Linked DNA regions of Mus musculus: region 1 is linked to region 2. A link is a loop called in an ENCODE intact Hi-C map of the cell type or tissue named here. Cell type or tissue: left cerebral cortex. All regions are shown on one strand. Each heading gives the region's core, and the rest is flanking DNA. Links, peaks and the distances in the headings are about the cores only.

The links. Peaks named below come from ENCODE experiments on the same cell type or tissue, not always from the same donor. Only the 100,000 strongest peaks of a DNase experiment are listed, where the experiment ranks them.
Region 1: a loop joins it to region 2, with 4 times the contacts of the local background. A loop is called at or near these places in 1 of 42 quality-filtered maps.

What each region holds. Positions count from the first base shown.
Region 1 is chr5:137,626,887-137,629,788 of GRCm38, forward strand. Lrch4 (leucine-rich repeats and calponin homology (CH) domain containing 4) reads left to right here and starts at 2,237. Exons shown (of 18, transcript NM_146164.2): 1 at 2,237-2,540. The coding sequence starts at 2,321. It overlaps Gm20605 (predicted gene 20605), which reads left to right and starts at 2,237. Exons shown (of 22, transcript NR_033148.1): 1 at 2,237-2,540. In left cerebral cortex, for the core only: CTCF peaks have their summits at 1,299 and 2,276; DNase peaks (open chromatin) are centred at 1,265 and 1,987; H3K4me3 peaks cover 1,358 bases; H3K27ac peaks cover 1,571 bases.
Region 2 is chr5:137,682,910-137,685,811 of GRCm38, forward strand. Agfg2 (ArfGAP with FG repeats 2) reads right to left here and starts at 1,844. Exons shown (of 12, transcript NM_178162.3): 1 at 1,450-1,844. The coding sequence starts at 1,670. Gm15498 (a long non-coding RNA gene) reads right to left here. Exons shown (of 2, transcript XR_003956003.1): 2 at 2,476-2,732. In left cerebral cortex, for the core only: CTCF peaks have their summits at 996 and 1,793; DNase peaks (open chromatin) are centred at 1,038, 1,173, 1,950 and 2,623; H3K4me3 peaks cover 2,045 bases; H3K27ac peaks cover 1,133 bases.

The DNA of each region.
Region 1 (2,902 bases), core at 214-2,713, 56 kb before region 2:
CTGGATGCCATGGAACTGGGAGTTTCAGACGGCTGTGAACTGCCATGTGGCTGCTGTGAATACCATCTGGGTCCTCTGCAAGAGCAGCAAGTGCTCACAGCTTCTCAGATCTCTCTCCCCAGACTCCTTTTTAATTGTGTATGCCTGTGTGTACGGGTGGAGGGACGTGCCTGTGAGACCAATGCCTGTGGTGGCTAGAAGAGAACCCTGGGAGGCCAGGAGCAGGAGATCCAAGCTGTTGTGAGCCACTCTCTTGGGTGCTTAGAACAGAAGTAGACCAATATACATTATTGGCCAGCTAAACTCACTCTCCAGCCCCCAGTCTCTAATACTTTAGTGTCTAGGCATATCAGTATAGCAGGAATGACCAGAGATGAGAGAGCAACTTCAGTTACTGGTGGTCAGGCAACACGGAAAGCAGACGTGGTCTTCTGTCACTACACAAGATTTTAAGCTCTCTAATCGAGCCCTGCATGAGGGTGCACACCTATAATCCCAGCACTTGAGAGGTGGTAACAGTCAGGAGTTGTTCATGGTCACTCCTAGCTACATCACCAGTTAGAGGCCAGCTAGAACTATAGGAGACCTTGTCTCTGAAAGCCAGTCTCCCTCTTTTCCTTTAGGTCACCATGCCACCCACATTGAGAAAAAAAGACTGAAATTATGGGGCCATGTTAGCCACAGCTACAGCCACATTGGTAAGCTGTGGAGGCACCCAAGAGGGAAGGGGGATGCTTAGTGGCATGCCTCACCACAGGATTAACCTTGGAAGAGCCGAGGCGATTAAGGGTGTTGGGATGCCTGTTTTCTAATGACTAGAAGCCACACAGGGAGGTTCATTAAACGCTAACATTCTTCTAAAAGCAAATCTCAAAGGAAAAAAAAATATTCTTTTACTATTATCTCTCACATCTGGGACTCCTTCCTGTATCTCAAGAAGTTTTCTGGGGTTTTTTTGTTTGTTTGTTTGTTTGTTTGTTTGTTTTTGTTTTTAAAAAAGGTTAGTTTGGAGTTATGTAGTCCAGGCTTGCCTGGAATTGACCTCGAAGTCCCGATCCTTCTGCCTCCTCTTTTTAAGAACTGTCACGACAGGCTCATGCCACCACACCCAGCTTCAAATAAGAGGTTTCCAATAGACAAAGTCTGTTATGAAAGTATGTGTGGGGGAGTTCTACTGGAGGTCTGAGATTTGTCCAGCTTCCCTTTCCTCATTTATAAAAAACCCGAGGTCTTAGCCGGGCGGTGATGATGCACGCCTTTAGTCCCAGCATTCGGGAGACACAGGCAGGAGGAGCTCTTGAGTTCAAGGCCAGCCTGGTCTACAGAGCAAGTTTCAGAACAGCCAGGGCTACACGGAGAAATAAATCCTGTCTCGGAAAAGCAACAAACAAAAAACCCCCAAAGATCTTGTTCTAGAGGCCATGAGATCCTTCGTAGTCTCTAAAGTTTGGTCTGGCCATCACAAGTCTTCTCCAGGGGGACTTTGGCAGGTCTGACGACTTTCCCTCTCTGAACTGGAAACCCCCTCACCGGTCATCCCCAGCATTCCCATTAGGGACTCAAGACTGCGCAGGAGGAAATGGTCCCTTCTGTTGAGACAACAGCCTGAGTGCTGAGTGGGGCATCCCTCGCCCTTCCTCACTTCTCGGATGCTGGTTTGCTCCCCAGTAAGCACAGCTAGTACCCAACCCTAACCCTGCACTGTCAGGCCGCCCAGCGCGCGCCTTTTACGATCTTTACCTGCGTCTCAAAAATTCTAGCTCACCCACCTCCTTCTGTCTAGCGAATGGAGCACCTCCTAGCCCATGCTATTGGTAGGCAGAACCGTCCCTCAGAGAAGAGGCCGGGACAGGTTCCTTTTGTAGGTTCTAATTGGTCTTCTTCACAGTCACTCGCCTGAATCTAGATTGCAATTGGTCTTGGTTGAAAAAGCAGGTTTGTGGTCTCTGGGTCTCTAATACCCTAAAGTTGAGACCTGTAGTCCCCGCCTCCTGGGCGGGTCTCATTGGCTCCATCTCCAGCCTCGAGAGTTGTGATTGGATGTCGCTGCGCGGGGCGGGCCGACCAGGAACCGCGGCCGTTGGCGGGGTGCTCCTCTTCACCCCTCCCTTCCCTCAGTGTAATCTAGAATTGAGAGGCTCCACCCCCTGCCGTTTTCTGATTGGGCACTTCTAACGCGTCTCTGGTTCATGATTGGTCCGCGGAGTTCCTGACCCTCGCTTCCTCCCTTCAGTGGGGACTACGGCGGCTCCGAGGAGGGGGAAGGGCGAGAAGGGCCGGCCGGTGCCGTCAGTCAGGCAGGGGGAGCCGCCGAGAGCGGATGGCGGCAGCAGTAGCGGGCCCACTCGCCGCCGGGGGTGAGGAAGCTGCAGCTTCAGTGTCCTTGCCAGGGTCTCCTGGTCTACCTGGGAGCCGTAGCGCAGAACGAGCCCTAGAGGAGGCTGTGGCCACCGGGACCCTGAACTTGTCCAACCGGCGTTTGAAGCACTTCCCCCGGGGCGCGGCCCGCAGTTACGACTTGTCAGACATCACCCAGGCTGGTGAGTTGCGCTGGTGCCCAGAGAGCAGGGGACCCATACTGGACTGCGACCCTCATTTGCATAGCCCCGCCTCGCGTTCGATTGGGCCCACCCCTTCACCTGGCAGTCTTGAACGCTCGCCCCTTGGGATTGGCATTGAGCCCGCGACCTCCCCTCCCCTGTGTAAGAACCACTGGACAATGAGTTCGCTTCAAGAGTGCACAGAACACTTTTGGCCGAGCTCTAGGAGACTCTTCCCCTTTATTTGCATATTGCGCACCTGTAGCATGGTCCCGCCCCTCACCTGGTTGGCTTCTTCAACCCTAGATCTGATCAACCCTTAAAGCAAACTTCCATGTAGAATCTATCATTAATCGCTACAT
Region 2 (2,902 bases), core at 258-2,757:
AGCAGTGTACTAAAATACTAGAAAACCAGACAAAAACGAGTCCCTAAGAAAACCAAAGATCTCGAACCCAATGTTAGTCAAATAATTCCTAAGGAGAAGGAGCTTACTAAATAACTAGAAATCTGGGGTGGTCTGGGCTGAGGGTAGCATTGTGGATTTTACAACCAAGCCTCTGCTCCCCAAATTTACAGTTTACCAGATGAGACTCGGCAGTACACTTAGGAAAGACCCCAAAGCATGCCTGTAACCCCAGCCATTACAGAGGTAGAGGCAGGAGGACTCTGAGTTCCAAAGCCACCCCTAGCTACATCATGAATTAAAAGTCACCGTGGACTGTATGAGACCCCGTCTCAAGACAAATTAAAAAAAAAAAAAATGGACTGGTGAGCTAGCTAGCTCAGCAAGTATGGGAGCTTACAGCCATGCCTGTTGACCTGAGTTTGATCCCCAGGCCCCACACGTAGTGGAAGGAAATTGCTGATTCCTACAAGTTATTCTCTGATAACCACACAAGCCATGGAACCTACATGTCCCTACAGTGCAAAGTAAAGAAATCAAATGCAACTTTAACGGGGGCAGAGGACGAAATGGGGAAAAGAAAAGAATATGCCATTCTGATCCTCATCTCTTCGGGAAAGCTAAGCTGTCCGCCAGGATAACCCTTTGGCTCTCTGCCCTTAGTATATTTCGTAAGTCATCTACCCTCTAGCTAGCATTCCAGAGCCTGAAAGATTAGGATCTGCACCTGATCCCTGGCTTCATACCTGCCACTCTAGGCTGTCAGCCTGGGCTAATGCGTGGAGCATTTTCCATTCCCTTCTAGGGTACTTTTGTCTTAGGCTCGACTTCCCTATTTCTTTCCCTTCTCCTTCCACCCCGTTCCCCTCCGCTCCCCTCCTGGTGGAGCGGCAAGGGTCTCATGGTTGGCCTTGAACTCCTGATCACCTCCCCCTCAGTGTTGGGATTACAGGCGTGTACCACACTACTCGGGTTTTATGCAGTGCTGTGGATGGAAACTCAGGGCGCCGAGCGTGCTAGGCAAGCACTCTACCAACTGAGATACAATGCAACCCCAGCTAAAGTTCCCTTTAAAGGTCTATGTCAATTTCTGGCCCTTTAAGTCCCTCCCCCACCCCACCCCAGTCCCTCCACACTTTCTCTCTCCCCACCTGCAATTCGCCTTCGCCTCCCCCAGGGAGTTTCTCCAATCCTCTCCTCGTGTCCTTCTACAGCCCCCACCCTCCCTCTGCAGCGCGACTCCACTCCCGTCTTCTGTCCCCCTGCGCTTTTTCCCTTTCCCCCACGACACACCTCTGCAGCAGGCGACCTTCCACCGCCACATCCAATGCCGGGGCTACCCCTCTGACCTCCTGGATCGCCCCGAGCTCCTGCAGACTCACTTCACCCGAACCAAACCCAGTTCCCCCCCCCCCCCCCGGATCCACTCACAGGAGGCCGGAGCAGGTGGTGCAGACGAAGCTGCCCACGGTGATGTCCACATACGTGACCCCGCGCTGGGCGCACTCGAAACAGTGGCGGTTCCCGGCCTGGCTGCAGCCGCCCAGCTCCCGCACTCGGCGGCACCACACCTCCGAAGCGGCTTCAGCCTCCGCTTTGCTCCCTCCGACCCCGCCACCCGGGCCCGGGCCCTTCTTAGCCGCCATCACCATCTCTCCTCCAGGTTCCTCTGCAAGTCAGCGGTCGCTCCCCTTTAACCGCTCGCTGCCTTTCCCGCCTCCGCCGCCTTCGCACGCCCGGCAACCCTGACACCAGCTCCTGCAGCCCCGACCACGACCGCGAGAGACTCTGCCGCCCCCTTCCTCGTCCTGTTCGGCACGCTGATTGGCTAGTCTCCCCCCACCTCCTTGCTTTAATTGGTTCGATTCGAGACGGCCTCCGGTTGCTGGAGCCTTCAGAACCACGCCCCACTGCCACCCGGCCTTCTGTCTTTTCCATTGGTTCACAAAGACCCCCACCTTGCAAGTACAATGCGTGCCCTCCTCCTTGTCCCCGCCCCCTCTCGCCACGGACTCCTATGCTGACTCTGATTGGTTGTTAAGGTTGCAAAATTAGCGTGCGAGAGAAAGGAGGTGTTCGGCGCGTGCGTAGTGCTCATCCTCCGGATTGATACTAATTCCCGCCAAATTTCAAAGGCTCGTTCCAGGCTGAGCCAGGAGACAAGAAAATCGGAAAGAAATTGCCCTAGGATGAGCTGGAGGAGAAAGGGAAAGACAGAGAAGGGGAGTGCTTTGTAAAAGATACTTTATTTATCCAAGTCATAGAAAGAGCCCCCACTTTAGAGTCAAGTTAAAAACCTGAGGTAGGATGCAGAAGGGATGAACGGCGTTTGCCACTAACCTTCATTCCCACTCCTGTAAGAAAACCGACTCCTATAAGCTAGCTGCCTTCTGATTTCCATGAGTACACACACACACACACACACACACACACACACAAATAAATAAATGCATGTAAAAAATATTCAAGAAAACATGTTGAAGTGGATCACAGAACTGGTTTGTGGCTCAGTCAGAATTTGAATCTGAGTCTTTTGATTTTAAAAGCTCTGCTCCGTGGCCAGGGATGTATCTCAGCTGGTAGAGTGCACTAAGCGCGAGGTTCAAGCCCCCAGCACTGCATACAACTCAGCGCGGTGGCACAGGCCAGTAATTCCAGCATTTGGGAAGTGGGGGTAGCAGTAGCGGTACTTCAGAGTCATCCTCGGTCACTGCCTGGAAAAGGAAAGGCTGAGAATAAGCAGGTTTAGGGATGCTGGCAACCATAAGTCAGGACTTTGGTTTCAGACATGCCAATGGGATGCGGGCAGATGAGAGATAGGTTTCTGAGTTATTGGTACCCAGGAGCCCATGGGCTAGATGAGGTTGCTTAATTGTTGTCATAG